Regions from separate parts of the Mus musculus genome. Here all the other regions are linked to region 3. A link is a loop called in an ENCODE intact Hi-C map of the cell type or tissue named here. Cell type or tissue: left cerebral cortex. All regions are shown on one strand.

Region 1 (5,000 bases), 290 kb after region 3:
CAGTAATCAACTGATTTGTAGCTGACACACATCCACAAATATGCCCTGCCCTCTCAGACTCACAAGCACAGAACAAGAACCTGAGAGCTTTTCAATGGTCACACCTTAAATGGAGAGTTGTTTCATTAATCACTAAGAATGTGTTTGTTTCTTTCAAGTGTTTCAATCACGAAAGTGTCAATTGATTGAGATTCAGGAAATCTTTTTCTCAGCTTTCAGTAACTGTACTTCTTCTTTTATGTCAGCCTTACAGAGATGTCTGCCAGCAGCATGTCCTCGGCGGGCTCCACCGTGGCCTCTGCTGGCCCCTCAGCACGTCCCCGCCACCAGAAATCTATGTCAACCTCTGGCCACCCTATAAAAGTTACACTGCCAACCATTAAAGATGGCTCAGAAGCGTATCGGCCTGGGTGAGTCCTGCTTACGTGGCTTTCTCTCCTCAGGAGCTCTCTGAGGAGCAGTGTGTGCGTTAGCAGTCATCTAAGCTACCTGACATCATTTTCCAGAAGAATATTCTTAATCCACCCATTAAGCAACGCTGCCTAATTTATCACTTAAGTAATTTTAATGGCTGGCAAGATGGGGCAACAGATGGTAAAGGCGCTTACCTCCAGGAGTGATGACCTCCGTCCTCTCCCTGGAGTCCAGATAGTGAAAGAAAAGAGCCCGCGCTCAGGAGCTGTCTTCTGACCTACACACATGCTCTGTGGCACGCACAAATAAACTAACCTTGTAAAATAAAAAGTAAGTAAGGTGAGACACACAGCGAGCCAGCTATGATGGCGCATGTCCCGGTGCTGGAAAGGCAGAGGCCAGTGGAGCTTTCTAAGTTCAAGGCCAGCCTAGTCTATGAAGCAAGTTCCAGGGCAGCCAAGGCTATGACACAGAGGAACCCTGTCTTGAAACTGTACCCCCACCCTTGCTCAAAGAATGGGACACAGAACCAAATCCTGTTGGCACCACAGCCGTAGGTCCTAGTAGGTGTGGTATTAGTGGGGCAGGCACAGTGACAGCCGCTCGGGCATAAAATCCAGTTTGCGGTTTTTAAGTTTCACTCATGTAGGATTTCTGAATGTAGGGCATCTTAACATGCGGTTGCTTCAGGATTAGGTTCTATCCGTCACACTGACAGCTCCATGCAGCACTGTAGCCCCTGGAGTCTCAACAAGAAGCATGGGGTGATGTTATGAAAGGCCTTTTGACAAACAATGAAATCCATTCTGTACATTGCTAAGCAACATATGTTAAAAGCATTCAAGTTGAATACCCTTTATCTGGAGTTCCTAGGCCCAGGAGACTTTGGGATTTTGGATATTTTCCAATTCCACAATATTTGCATGCATAATGAGATAGATGGGATAGACCTGGAATTTCAACATGAAATTCATTTAGATTGCTAGCATGCCTGACATGCACCGCCTAAGCTCATTACATAGTGTGTTTTCAGTGGATATGCATGAGGTCACACATGGAATTTCTCATGTGTAGTGTCATATCAGTGCTTAGACAGTTTTTGGATTTGAAGCATTTGGGATTTGGATATTCTGATTATGTAATAAATACCGCACGTGCTGCACTCTGGCTGGCATTCCAGATTCTGACAGCTTTGTCTTCATGTCAGAAATATTAGAATCTATAGTAAAAATACAGTTTAAATTGGCATCTCCTCCTTGTATAACGATATAGTAAATTAATTCTCCCATGTACCTCATTTCTAATGTGGATAAAAATCATTGGGCCAACAGAAATAACCACACCTTTCCCCTCCCCATTTTTAGGTTGAGTGAAATCTGCTCCTGTCATTATTCTAAATAATAGATCTTAATTTCTCCCAGCAGTGCAGCTCAGAGAGTGCCTGCTGCTTCTCCGTCTGCTCACAGCATCAGTGCCAGCACTCCAGACAGGACCCGCTTCCCCCGAGGGAGCTCCAGCCGAAGCACTTTCCATGGGGAACAGCTCCGAGAGCGGCGCAGCGCGGCTTACAACGGACCACCGGCCTCCCCATCCCACGAAACGGGTGCGTTTGCACATGCCAGAAGGGGCACGTCAACCGGCATCATCAGCAAAATCACCTCCAAGTTCGTCCGCAGGTCAGTACCCTCGGGCTGGGGCTGCTTTCTCTGCTGAGGAGGAGGCTTGGTCCTTTCCTTTCACCTGGGCTATGATTTTTCTAGAATGACTTCATGGCATCTCACTGATTTTTACAGGAATTGGGAGTAAAACACCTGGAAGGGATAGTCTTTTTCCTTAAGAAAGAGAAATTAAAAATAAGAACTTAAGGGCTCATGTAGCCCAGTTGTCAAGTGTGGCTGGGCATGCAGGAAGCCCAAGGTTCAGTGCCAGCCTGCGGAAGCCATCACTCAGGAAGCGGTGGCAAGAAGAGCAGAAGATCAAGACCATGGGATCTGCGCCCAGCCTGGGATGCAGAGGGCCCTGTCCCAAAAGAAAAGTGACAGCTTTTGTAGAGCAGAGCAAAAACTTCCCGTAGAAAACATTTTGTCAGGAGTGGGGGGCACACACCTTTGATCCCAATGCTGAGGAGGCAGACAGAGCTCTGAGCTAAAGGACAGTCAGGTCTACATAGCCAGTCTCAGGACAGTCAAGCTATGGAGAGAGGCCCCGTCTCCAAGAATAAAAAGGGAAGGAAGGGGAAAGAAATGTAAGAATTAGCTACGATTTAAAATGTTTTTACTTAGGAGAAGGAATTAAATACACATCTAAGCTTGAAAGAAAAAGAACTAACCTTCCTCACTGCTCTGTCAGGCACCAGTGGCAGGCAGTGATTAGCTTAAATCTTCTTATGTCGTTTATTTACTGAGGTGGGAGGAGAACCACGTGCCATAGTGTGTGGAAAGTGGGGGTCAAAGCACACCTGTCAGAGTCATCTCCCCTTCACCGTGAGATTCCAGGGCTTCAGCTCAGAGCGTCGGGCTGGGTGGCAAGCACATTACCCATTAGGCTGAGAGAGAGAGAGAGAGAGAGAGAGAGAGAGAGAGTATATACTTATGTGTATATGTATAATATTATTTACATTGTATATGCGTTATATATTATGTATGTATGTATGTTTAAAATCCTTTCAAATCACACTCATCATTTAACTTTTTTTGAGTTTTTTTTGTTTGTTTTTTATCATTTAACTTTTTTGACTTTGTATAAGTTTAAGGTCACATGATTACTTAAAAGCTGAAAATCAGAGGCTAAAGAGACAGATCAGCAGTTGTGAGCACTGGCTGTTCTTCCAGAGAACCCAAGTTCTATTCCCAGTGCCCACATGACAGCTCACAACGTTCTGTAACTCCAGTTCCAAGAAATCTGACACAATCACACAGTCACACATACAGGGGAAACACCAGTGCACATAAAAATAAGAAGCAAGGAAAATGTAAAAACCTGAACATTAAAATAAACACAAGATAAATGTGTGTCTAACAAACTAATCTAGTGAAATAGTATAGCTGTACTTCATACAAACTAGTCATGCTGTGTGCTGCACATAGATGATATGAATGCCAAACAAATGCAGACTGATAGAAATGTGACCCATTAATACCAGCCCATGCAACGTGAGCCCTGCCACATAACACTCGGCTATGCAGAGTGCTATAAAGACAAAGAGGGCGGGACCTGGGCCCTCCAAGTCTTAGAGTCATGGAAGAAACAACTGAGCAATGAGCCATGGGCTGAAGCACAATGCAGCTAACAAGGAACGTCACGGGCAGTGCATGACTGCCTCTAAGCAGCTAACAAGGAGCATCACGGGCAGGGCATGGTCGTCTCTAAGGGTCCATGTCACACACTCATATGAGCTAAGCCTTCAGTCAGTGAATGGAGAAGGCATATTGATTGCTTGAACACTGGTGTTTACTTGCAGTGTCTCTAGTGTCCCTGGTCTTCCAGAGTGAGTGGAGAAGCTGGGCATGGTGCCTCATGTCTTTAATCCCAGAACACAGAAGGAAGGCAGATTGTTATTCCAAACATAACAACTTACCACAAGCAAACAGAAAGCTTGGTTGGGTAAAGAAGGGCAGCAACCTCCCCCTTTTCTATGTGCAGGACCACACAGCTGAGTTTCAATCCTTAAACACTCAAACACAAGTATCTTAGCAGACCATCAGTGACCTTATGCTGACTGTACAAGTGTGCAGAGTGGCACACCTAAGAGAAGGACAAGCCCACAGTCAACAGGGAGTCAGAGGACGGTACTGGCAGCCATTGCAAGGTGCTAGTGTGATTGTCGGTCACTGGCACGGTAGATAGGGAAGTGATGTCCTTTCTCCTTGGAATCTTGTGCCTCAAATGCCTGCCAGTTGAGTACAAAATGCTGGATGTGTGGTATTTGTTTTTGTGTCACAGAGCCAGGCTAAGCTGCATGGGCCCTGTGTCCCTATCTGCCTCCCACCGCGAGCCGGCTCCTTAGGCCTTAGACACTGCTGCCCTCTGCTCAGGAGGCTGGACCAGCATGTGAGCACCAGCAGTGAGATGTGAGGGAGCTCCCACTGTGGCTGTGGAGAGCTTGGGCCCGGCAGCAGTGTCCTCTGTGTCAGCGCATATGCATAGGACAGCACAGTCCTGCTGAGTGCAAGTGTCTCCTCTCTGCTGCAGGGTCAGCGGGGTCACTGTTTGTTGCTAAGGCTGAGCATTGCCCTTCTGTGCAGTGTACCCCAGCATCTCACACAGCTGGCATGGCACTGCATGGCAAACCAGCTCAGAAACATATTTATTTCAGTTTGCTATAATAAAATAATTTGTACAGATGGCACTGACTATTTAATATTCTACCTAGTGAAAATAGCAATTATTTTTTAAAAAATAGAAATTTAAGAAACCCTATTTGAGAATACAAATACATTTTATTATTCTTTTGGTTCTGAAAAATAGTGGTTGGTTGGTTGGTTGGTTGGTTGGTTTGCTGTTGGGTTCTTTTGGGGTTTTTTGTTTGTTTGTTTGTTTGCTTGTTTTTGTGTGTGTTTGTTTTTTGCACAATACAGCTATGGTTT
Region 2 (5,000 bases), 350 kb after region 3:
GCTCTGCCAGTTACAGAGGTTGGGGCTCTGTCCTGTCTTTCCTCCCATGCAGAAGTCTGTCGTCTCTGGTGACTGTCCACGCAGCAGAATTCAACATTCTAAGCCCTTGGCTATTTTAAAATTTTTATTTTTATTTTAAGTATGTGGATGTTTTTGCCCGCATGTATGCCTGAGTACCACCTGTGTTCCAGCTATCTGCGGGGGGCAGAGAGAGTGGGGGTCTGCAGGGGGCAGAGAGAGTGGGGGTCTGCAGGGGGCAGAGAGAGTGGGGGTCTCTTGGCACTGGAATTGCAGACAGATACGATCTGCTATGTAAGTACTGGGAGTCCATCTGGGTGCTCTTAACCACTGAGTCATTTCGCCATTTATTTATTTAGCGTTTATTCTCCCCCTGTCTCCTCTTTCTGTCTCTCCATGTACACCTCCCACCCTCTCCTCTCTCGTGTCTCTTGTCTCAGTCTTCCCCTCCCCTTCCCAGTCCCCCTCTCCTTCTCCCTCCCACTCTCTCTGTTTGTTCAAGAAATGGTTCCCTCCCTTCTATCACATGGCTCCCAGGGACTGAATTCGAGATGTCAGTGTTGGCAGCCAGGACCTTTATGGGTTGAGCGGCTTTCAACTGATGAGTTAATCATTGATGCTTCTGAGACAGGTCCTGGCCATCAATAGCCCACCGTGATCTTGAACTTGGGGCTATCTCTTAGCCAAAGCCTGACATTTGGATTCCGTTTAGATCGTTGTCTGAGAAAAGTCGACCAGAGTCCTCTATTCGGACCTCAGCAAGTGGTAAGCTCTGGCAGCCTTTCCCTTCCTTGCGCTGTCTTAATTGGCTGGTGTACCTGTAACCTCAGGTCACGCTGCCAGAAGCCGCGCCAGTAGTTTTGTCTCTACCTGCAGAGATGGAAGCCGAGCGTTCCAGAGAGTTGCGCGATCTTCGGGAGACCTATCCCAAAGTTGTCCCCAGGAAACATTCCTCCATTCTGCTTCATTTCAGTGCAGCAGCTTCTTGCACAATTGAGTGTGCTCCTTTTAGAAGCAAAAGGGTTAATGAGTGTAGCAGGTTGAAGAGTCATGGGGGGAGGGATCACTTTAAAGGCGGACAGAGACAAAGTAAAATGAAAGTGACCACCCCACGCTGTCACCCGCGATGGGCGTGGGCCAGGCTCCGCCGACACTGATCTGGACGTGAGCAGCATAAGTTTGACAGGCAGTGCGGCTGCGCCAACCCTGGCTCCTCCCACACTCCCGGAGCCTTAAGCCCCGCCTCGACACCGCGGCCCAGTAGCCCAGGCCTGCCCGGGATAGTGTAACATGGGTTCCTCCAGCTCTACGGCTCTGGCTCGCCTCGGCCTCCCTGGGCAGCCGCGGTCCACCTGGCTCGGCGTCGCCGCGCTGGGGCTGGCTGCGGTGGCGCTGGGGACCGTAGCTTGGCGTCGCACGCGTCCCCGGCGGCGCCGGCAGCTGCAGCAGGTGGGCACGGTGTCGAAGGTTTGGATCTACCCGATCAAGTCCTGCAAGGGGGTGTCGGTGTGTGAGACCGAGTGCACGGACATGGGGCTGCGCTGTGGCAAAGTGCGCGACAGGTACGCCGAGCCCCGCACTGCACCGGGCGCGAATGGGCCGGGGCGAGGGAGGTGGGGCCTTGCCTATCCTTGCTCGGAAGTGTGAGACCTGGAACCAGGCGCCCCTCGGTGAGTGCAAACTTTGTGAGCCTGAGCCTGGAGCAAGTCGAGAGAGGAGTTCCGTACTGCAAGCTGTGTTCTCCCCAAACCTAGAAAGTAAGGGTTTGTTGCTTCTGGGAAACACACATATGGGAAAGAGATGACAGCAGTTACAGCACGGTGCACATTGACGAGCGTGTTCAAGTTGAAATCTAAGTTTGCAAGCCCAAATATGTCTGTGGGGAGACCTTCCGGGAGGAGAATTTTAGTTTTACCACATGCAAATTTACTCTAAAGCGAAACAGAGCGCCTGGATTTCGGCCCCCACCCCTTTCGGCTTCACAGAACTGAGGCTTGTTGCCTGAATTCTCTGGGCTGTCGAGCTTTGATCCTTTAGCTGCGAAGCCCGTGCTTCTGGCTAAAGTAGTTTTGGAAAACTGAGTTGGAGCATTCCTGGAACCCTGGGGGGTGGGGGGGGGGGGGGAGACTCCCCTGTCAGCTGTCCGTACAGCTCTCCTAACTGTAGGACACTAGAAATATAAAATGCCATTGGCTGAGCGTTTTCAAGAACATCGGGCCTTCCCTCTAGTTCTGGTGACCACTTGAACGAGTAAGGAGCAGAATTACACGGTTTGCCGGGGGTGGGGCGAGGGAGGGGTTGTGGTAGATGGCGATAGAGAGCTAGTCACAAACGGGTATGAAATAATAATAAAGGAGGTTAGAATAAAAAAAAAGAGTTTAGTTCTGCTACAGAATAAATTTATAGATCAGGAATTCCGCTCATGGATTTTCCATTCCTCATTGGCGGCCTATGTTTGCAATGCTGGGAGGTTTGGGTTTAAATTATCATTTACTGAGGGCCTGGGGATATAGCTCCGTTGGTAGGAGAGAGTGTTTGCCAAGGGTTCGTGAAGCCCTGAATTTTATCCTCCAGCATCCAAGGGAGGCATGGTGGCACATGCCAGTCATTTCCACACAGGAGGATCAGAAGTTCAAGGTCACTTCCAGGGAAGCTGTAGATTTGGGTTCAAGGCCTGCCTGAGCTATATGAAAACTTGTGTATATACTGAAATGAAATAAAATGAAATAAAATACTACCATTCCTCGAGAGTCCCATCCCTGTCCAAATGAATTGAAATCACCAAGAATGGAGAATCCCCCCAGGGGATTGTTCTGCTATAATGAAATGGTTTCCTGCGAGATCATTGTGAGAAAGATGTTTAGAGTTTATTAAAGTGTGGAGGTTAAGATCTCTGCGGTCAGGAAGACCTTGGGTACCTGGTACTGGATACTGTACAACACCCAGGGGGTTCTGAGGCCCACCGTGTTAACCAGAGGTGGCAAGGCAGATGTGAGCATCTTTCCTCTCACCTAGGAACCCTGGGGTATCTCACAGGCAACCAGTACCGACCGACCTGTTTCCTCAGATCATCAGAGCATGGCGTGTGCCTCACTGAGATTATCATGGCTTGCCTGTGATGTTGCTGGTGTAGGGAGAAAAGGTGTCCTTTGCCCTGCTTTTTTCTGCTCCCTGGGGATTCAATGAAGTAAATAGAACTGCATCTCTCGTTTTGAGCAATACATTCTTTCTTTCATTTTTTCCTTTTTTTTTTTTTAAATAAAAGATCTCCCTACATTGCTCTGACTGTCCTGAACTCTGGCTTGCTGTGTAGATAAGGTTGGCCTTGAACTTGTAGGGATCGGTCTGCTTCTGTTTCCCAAGTGCTAGGGTTATAGGCCTGTCCCACCGTGCTCAGCAGGATCAGCTTCCTCTCTGGATGGTGTGGTTTGAGGTGGAGGGAAAGGCAGAGAAATGGTTATGTGTTAGACATTGGGCTAAAACCTGTCCTGTAAGTTTGCCCACCTACGGTTGGTTTTGTGGGCTAGCTATGACCGTCCCCATCCTGTGGGTTTAGCAAGACAGTATTGGACAGGATGAGTATTTCTTGGGGGGGTCACAAACCCAGCTTGTTCTAGGGGGTTTGAATTCAGATCTAGGCGAGTACAGCAGTCACTTTTTCTGTGTGATACAGGAACCTAAGGAGCGCACAGGAGACCTTGAACAGAGGCCTTTAACTTCCTCCAGTTTGAGTTTTATTTATCAAAGTTAATTAATATTCAGAAGCAAGCTTCCGGCTAGGACTCTGCTTAATGGCCCTTGTTTTCTGCTTGAGTCAGGACCACATCTACTGGTCTTTCTGGAGGAAAAGACATCTTTTGTTTAGTTTGTGCCCATATTTTGAGGGTTTGGCTAGTGTTCTCTGCTCCTTGGGCAGTGAAGTGTTTAAGGTCCTCCCGGAAGATGGTAACACTGGCACCTGCTTCCTTCCTTGACCTTGTAAACGTCCTTCAGCAGAGGACTCTGACTATCACTTTCTCCGTTCACACCCTTCTCTGAAGCCAACTGTCTATTTCTTCTGTACGGATTTATCACCTATTGATAAAGGGAGCACCCCCTCCCCGGCTTATTCCCATCGCCCACCTTTCCCTTCTTACCTCTTTTGGGCTTAGCCTTTCCTGCCCCCACCCCAACTCTGCTGTCTAGTTGGCAGTTAGGTTTTTGTTTGTTTGTTTGTTTTGGTTTTTTGTTTGTTTGTTTTCCGAGACAGGGTTTCTCTGTATAGCCCTGGCTGTCCTGGAACTCACTTTGTGGACCAGGCTGGCCTCAAACTCAGAAATCCGCCTGCCTCTGCCTCCCGAGTGCTGGGATTAAAGGTGTGCGCCACCACGCCCAGCGGCAGTTAGTTTTTAACTTGAGCGAGATTATTTCATTTGCCCTGGGCACCACCTCACTGGTCCACTGGTGTTCAAGGCCCTGCTGTTTACTGTGGGGATTCTGAACTCTGGGCTGAGACACTGGTCCATCTGCCACCTGCTTGTGCTTTGCTGTAAAGTCAGGGTGCTGACTCTCATTGCAGGTCAAGTTGGGGTAACTTGATTATGAAAAGCCACTTTCTAGGCTCATTCTGTTTCTCGGAGCTGGCAGAACACAGTGGATCATTTGCTCCTGGGGAATTATTTATGTGCACAAGATAAAGTATCCTAAGGAGGTGGCTGAAGTCTGTTGTAAGTGGCAGCTGTCTTAGTTAACTGTTCTTATTGTTGAGACGAATACCTGACAAGAAGCAAATGAAAGGAAGATGGATTGTGAGGGGCTGGTCTCATGGTGTCCACAATCAGGAAGCAGTGAGAGAGGGAGGGCTGGTGGTCAGTTAACTTTGTCCTTGCTATTCAGTCTAGAACCCCAGCCCATGGGAGCATGCCACCCATATTTCAGATGCGGCTTTTCACCTCAGTTAATTTAGAGACTTCCTCCTGGGAAGCCCAGAGGTGATTCACAAT
Region 3 (5,000 bases):
TTAGATGTATGTCTAGAAGCGTTCTCTTCCATTCTGTGAGTTTCTTCTCCTCTTGATTGTTTCCTTAATTGTACAGAAATGTTCTAGTTGTGTGAGGTCCCAGTTATCAGTTGTTGGCCTTAATTCCTTGGCAAGTAGAGTCCTGCTCAGGGAGGCCTTCCTACGCATGTGTCCCACGGGGACTGCCCATGTCTCCTTCCTACAGGTGTGTCCCACAGGTGCTGCCCATGTCTCCTTCCTACACATATGTTCTACATGTGCTGCCCATGTCTCCTTCCTACAGGTGTGTCCCACAGGTGCTGCCCATGTCTCCTTTCTACACATATGTTCTACAGGTGTTGCCCATGTTTTCTTCTAGTGGTTTTAGTGTTTGGAGTTTCAGATTGAGGTGTTTATCCACTTGGACCTAATCTTTCTACAGGGTGATGGATGTGGCTCTAACTTCATACTTCTGAATGTCGACATCCATTTCCCAAGCAACTTTTGTTGAAGACACTGTGTTTTGCTCCGCATGGTTTTTGACTTTGTCAGTTGTCAGAAGGCTCTAATCGTGAGTACTCATGTTTGGGTCTTCTATTCTATTCCGTTGGTCTACATGTGTCGGTATCATGTTATTTTTATTACTGTAGCTCTCTAATAAATCTTGAAGTCAGAAACAACACTCTCTTCAGTATTATTCATTTTGCTCAAGATTGGGCATCTGGGGTATTTTCTGGGCACCCAGACTAACAAGCATATACCCCCCCAGACACATGTATGCAATTAAAATAAAATAGAATAAATCTTTAAAAGCAACTTCCTAAAAAAAAAAGGCAAGCATAGGAGTGTGCACACTTAATCCCTGCATTCATCAGGCAGAGGCACAAGGATCTCTGTGAGCTCTGGGCTAGCCTGGTTTACATAGCAAGTTCCAAGCTAGCCAGAGCTAAAATACAATGAGATCCTGTCAAAACAAAACAAAACAAAAATCAAATAAAAAAAAAATCAAGGGTACCTATCAGGGCAGGGAAATTTTGTCAGATTAAAAAAAGAGAGAGAGCTGTGTCTTGTCAGCTGATCTGAGCTAGTTTGTGGGACAGAATGGTACAGAGGACATCGTGACCTAAAGCTATGGAGACAGCAGCAACCTGTGTGAACAAGAAGCAGCAGCTATTTTAGAATGTGAGGTGTGATGCTGTGGGTGGGGGTGGGCCCAGAGCAGTGGCCTCAGCTCCTTTAGGAATTTAGGGCTAATTAAGATTGCTCAGTCTGCTTCAAGGTGAGAAATGTCTCCTTTTATATGTTTTTCCCGTTTCCTTCACGAAAGCCACTATGCACACCTTACTGTAGTCTGCCTGTGTGAGGGGACCAGGGCTTGCTGCCCAGAGCAGATGGTATTTATTCCTCTGCCCTAGGGGTCTCTGATCTGTTCATGATCTAGATTCATGTTGAATTTTGACATCTGTCCTTACTGAGACTTTCACAGTTAAATTAGTTCCAAAGCTGAGGACGTTGGCCTTGGTGGGAACACTTCCAAGTGTTCCCACACCAGCCTTCTAACTTCTCCTCGCACAGACTGACATTCAATAAGCAAGGGTTTTCACCCTCCTAGATTCAGTCTTTTCCCAATGATGGAGTCGGGGACAACTGTCTTGTTAGTAGCCACTAAGGTGATGTGACTTTGCATTTGAAACTGTTGACTGCTGACTACTGAGGTACACTTTCTAGCTCATTTTCCTATCTTCCTTGTGCCCAAATCAAAGTAACCCCCCGGAGACGTAAATCATCACGTTTCTGACCAGCACAAAACAGGAATGAATGCTCTAAAGTGGATTTCTGACCATCTGTTAAGTCTTTTTTTTCTCACTCAAAATATCAAGAATACTTCAAAAGCCAGATAAAATGTTTTTGTTTTTTTTTTTTTTTAATTTCCAGATTCACCTTTTGAGAAGTCTGATTTCCCGAGCAAAATGAGTCAGCCAGGATCTTTCTAACTTGAAAATGTAATAACCTTTTTTGGTTTGTCTGCACTCTTGTCTCCTCCACTAGATGGCGATGTTCTCAAGGGCAGAGAGGACGATCCGTTTGCCTCTAGGAAGTTCATTCCTTTTACACACGTAAACAAACAAAACAAAACCTACTAGGCACTAGGACCTTATGACTAACCACATGACTCATTTCCAGCACACGCGTGTGCGCGCGTGCACACACACACATTTGGGTGGTGTGGGAGGTGCAGTCAGACAGACAGGAATACACCTGTCTTAGTTGCTTATCAGGCCTGGGCTGTAGCTCAGTTGGTAGAGTGCTCCCCTAGCTCAACCCCATAAAGCTGGCATGGTTACAACACACCTGTCTCAGCACTCAGGACTTGGAGTCAAGAGGATCAGAAGTTCAAAGCCATCCCTGACTACATATTGGATTTGAGATCAAAGTAGAAGAATATATATTTTCTTCCCCCAAACAGCCAGCAATCTTACAAACTTCAGGGAAGAGTTCATTAAAAACGATTCTAGGCGCTGGTGAGATGAATCTGTCAGTGAGTAAGGATGGTTGCCGCCAAGCTCAAGGACATGAACTGAATCCCGGTACCCGCATGCTGAAAGGAGAAAAAGGGGGTAAGAGGGGAGGAAGAAAGAGAGAGGTCGCGGGAGAAGGCCAAGGAGCAAGCCACATGCTTCAAAGTCACTTCACCCCACATCGCGCCCTACTTCCGCTTCCTACAGTTAACGCTACCTCTAGGAGCGCCCATCGGCTGGGGACCAAGCTTTCATCCCAGGTGACTTTGGGAGCATTCCAGGTGCAAACTATAACTGACTCCTTAAGGTCGGGAATTTAAGCTTAAATTACAGCACTATGTTGTGACTAGTTGCTATCTATGACTTATATCTTAACTGTCCCCAACACAACAGTGTCCAGCGGCTGGTCTTTGGGAGGTGATTGTGTCCCAGAGAGCTCTAACATCATAAATAGACTAATCCATCGGTAGATTAATAACTTAATGGCCTATAGCTTTTTCTCCAGCCTCTTTCCAGGCGTCATGAGGTGTGAGCTTCTACACCTGGCTTTGTGTCTTTTCTTTTCTTTCTTTCTACATCATATCCCCACTCCCCACTCCCGGATTTTCAAGACAGAGTGTCTGTGTGTAGACCTGGCTGTCCAGGAACTCGCCGCTGCCTGCCTCTGCCTCCCGAGTGCACCACCACCACCCGGCTGTGTTTTCTTCGTCCATAGCTTTCATCTGTGTCTTCAATGACTTTTAGCTGCACCTGACATTTATTTTAATGCCAAACCGGTCCTGTTCAGAACAGTCTTTAATTCCTGGTCTCCTCACTAAGCTTTATTCTTAGCGCAAAATAGCCACGAATGACGGACGGACCTAGCTGCTGTTTGAAAGGGAAAAGGTTAACTGTTGTGCTCAAAGACTCGGTGCCGAGGGATTCTGTGAATAACAGCTGTTAATGTTTAAAGTTACTTCCATTTATGATAACACAGAATGAATATGGGTTTTATGTGCAGGAAGGAACCATCACAGTTCACTTTTTGAAATCTTGTGAAACCACGCTAGTAACCCGCTAAACCACAGCCCAGCAGTGGCTGCCGCTGCGCAGCACCGTTCTGCCTGTCTGCTCCCTCTCTCCCGCTTCACCTTTGCACACTAATTATATACTTTATGTTTACCTGACATTATGCAATTTGTAGGCTTAGCAGAGCTTAGCCATTCTAGGTAAGCCTCATTCTCTAGAATAAACTTTCCCCTTGGAGAAAAATATTTTTGTTGTTATGATAAAAAAAAAAGCTCCATAAACTGGCAAAAATCTATTTTGAGATTTTTTTTCCAAAGAAATTAAATTTCAAAATTGCTGAGATGTTAAGTAATGAATAAAATAAAGGGATTAATAATTCATTCGTGTATTAATAAATATTTCAGCACTAAATGGAGCCCTGGTAAATGCACATTAATATCTTAGTAAGTGAAATTCTTTGAATGTTTTCTATATTTTAATTTAATGTATTTAGTATTGACCATGGATCTATAGAAAGGAGGTTTAACAAAAGTCACTAATAAATATGAAAAGGAAACTTTGAGTGGTTTGAATAAATGAACATGGTCACAGTGTAAGACATTTGAAGGCAAGGATAGCTACCAATCACATCCTCAATGCGAGTGCTTTTTACTAATCAGGATTCTTCTTCCTTGAGATTTGCTAAGAAGCATTCCGAATCAGTGCTGTTCCAATGGAGTTGTAGCTTCTCAGTAGATGTGTCTTCAAATGTATGCTTTCAACTAATTCTAATTTCACTATTTAAATATTAGCCATAACTTTGGGGACTGTGCGCACGCGTGTGTGTATTGGTGGTTATGTATGTGTGTATGTGCCTTTTTATGTGTTTATATTTTGCTTATTGGTGTTTTGAATTTTTTAAAACAATTATTCATTGTGCAGCTGTGTGTGCACACACATGTGCCAGGGTTTGCTTGGAGGTCGGAGGACAGACACCTTGTGGGAGTTGCCTATCACCACGTGGATCCAGACATGGCTTGGTCTCAGGCACCTCTAGTCTTTGGGCTATCTTGCTGGCAATTTAGTTTTCTTTGACAAAGGATCTCACTATGCAGCCCAGGCTCGCCTTGAACTCACAATCCTCCTGCTCAAGCCTCCAGAGTGTTAGGATAATGAGCCAGCATGTGGCAGCAGTACATCTTGCCTTTATTGTGCAAACTAAAACCATATTGGAACAGAGGCCCGAGGTCACACCCTGCTCAGTTGTGGCTCTAGTGATGTCACACCGAGGACCTGTAACCTTCTGCTTTATGCGTACACTGCAGAAGATGGCCTCTGGAAAGTGTCATGTAGCACCATTGTCATTTTTGTACCAATAACACTGTTCTTTCCTCACACTGTACATGTTAGTGTTACTCAGGTCGGTTGTGGGGACCAGAAACACCCTGAACACTGCTAATGTCCCTCCGGGGCACAAGGTCACCTCCCAAGGGCCACCAGCTCTATAATAATGTT

The links. Hi-C counts contacts between places; a loop is a spot of excess contacts. Peaks named below come from ENCODE experiments on the same cell type or tissue, not always from the same donor. Only the 100,000 strongest peaks of a DNase experiment are listed, where the experiment ranks them.
Region 1: a loop joins it to region 3, with 4 times the contacts of the local background. A loop is called at or near these places in 8 of 42 quality-filtered maps.
Region 2: it touches region 3 in a loop (3-fold over the local background); 25 of 42 quality-filtered maps call a loop at or near these places.

What each region holds. Positions count from the first base shown.
Region 1 is chr1:184,902,493-184,907,492 of GRCm38, reverse strand. Mark1 (MAP/microtubule affinity regulating kinase 1) reads left to right here. Exons shown (of 18, transcript NM_145515.2): 15 at 246-410; 16 at 1,839-2,090. Among named protein-coding and RNA genes, the nearest start is that of C130074G19Rik, 22 kb to the right of the region's middle. In left cerebral cortex, no CTCF peak of the experiment used is centred here; a DNase peak (open chromatin) is centred at 1,936.
Region 2 is chr1:184,842,126-184,847,125 of GRCm38, reverse strand. Mtarc2 (mitochondrial amidoxime reducing component 2) reads left to right here and starts at 1,218. Exons shown (of 8, transcript NM_133684.4): 1 at 1,218-1,580. The coding sequence starts at 1,309. It overlaps Gm34451 (a long non-coding RNA gene), which reads right to left and starts at 1,279. Exons shown (of 2, transcript XR_865818.3): 1 at 889-1,279. In left cerebral cortex, a CTCF peak has its summit at 2,341; DNase peaks (open chromatin) are centred at 479, 1,214, 1,746, 2,300 and 1 more place; H3K4me3 peaks cover 2,876 bases; H3K27ac peaks cover 2,885 bases.
Region 3 is chr1:185,190,846-185,195,845 of GRCm38, reverse strand. No RefSeq gene overlaps it. Among named protein-coding and RNA genes, the nearest start is that of Rab3gap2, 11 kb to the left of the region's middle. In left cerebral cortex, a CTCF peak has its summit at 2,018 (motif pointing right); a DNase peak (open chromatin) is centred at 2,043.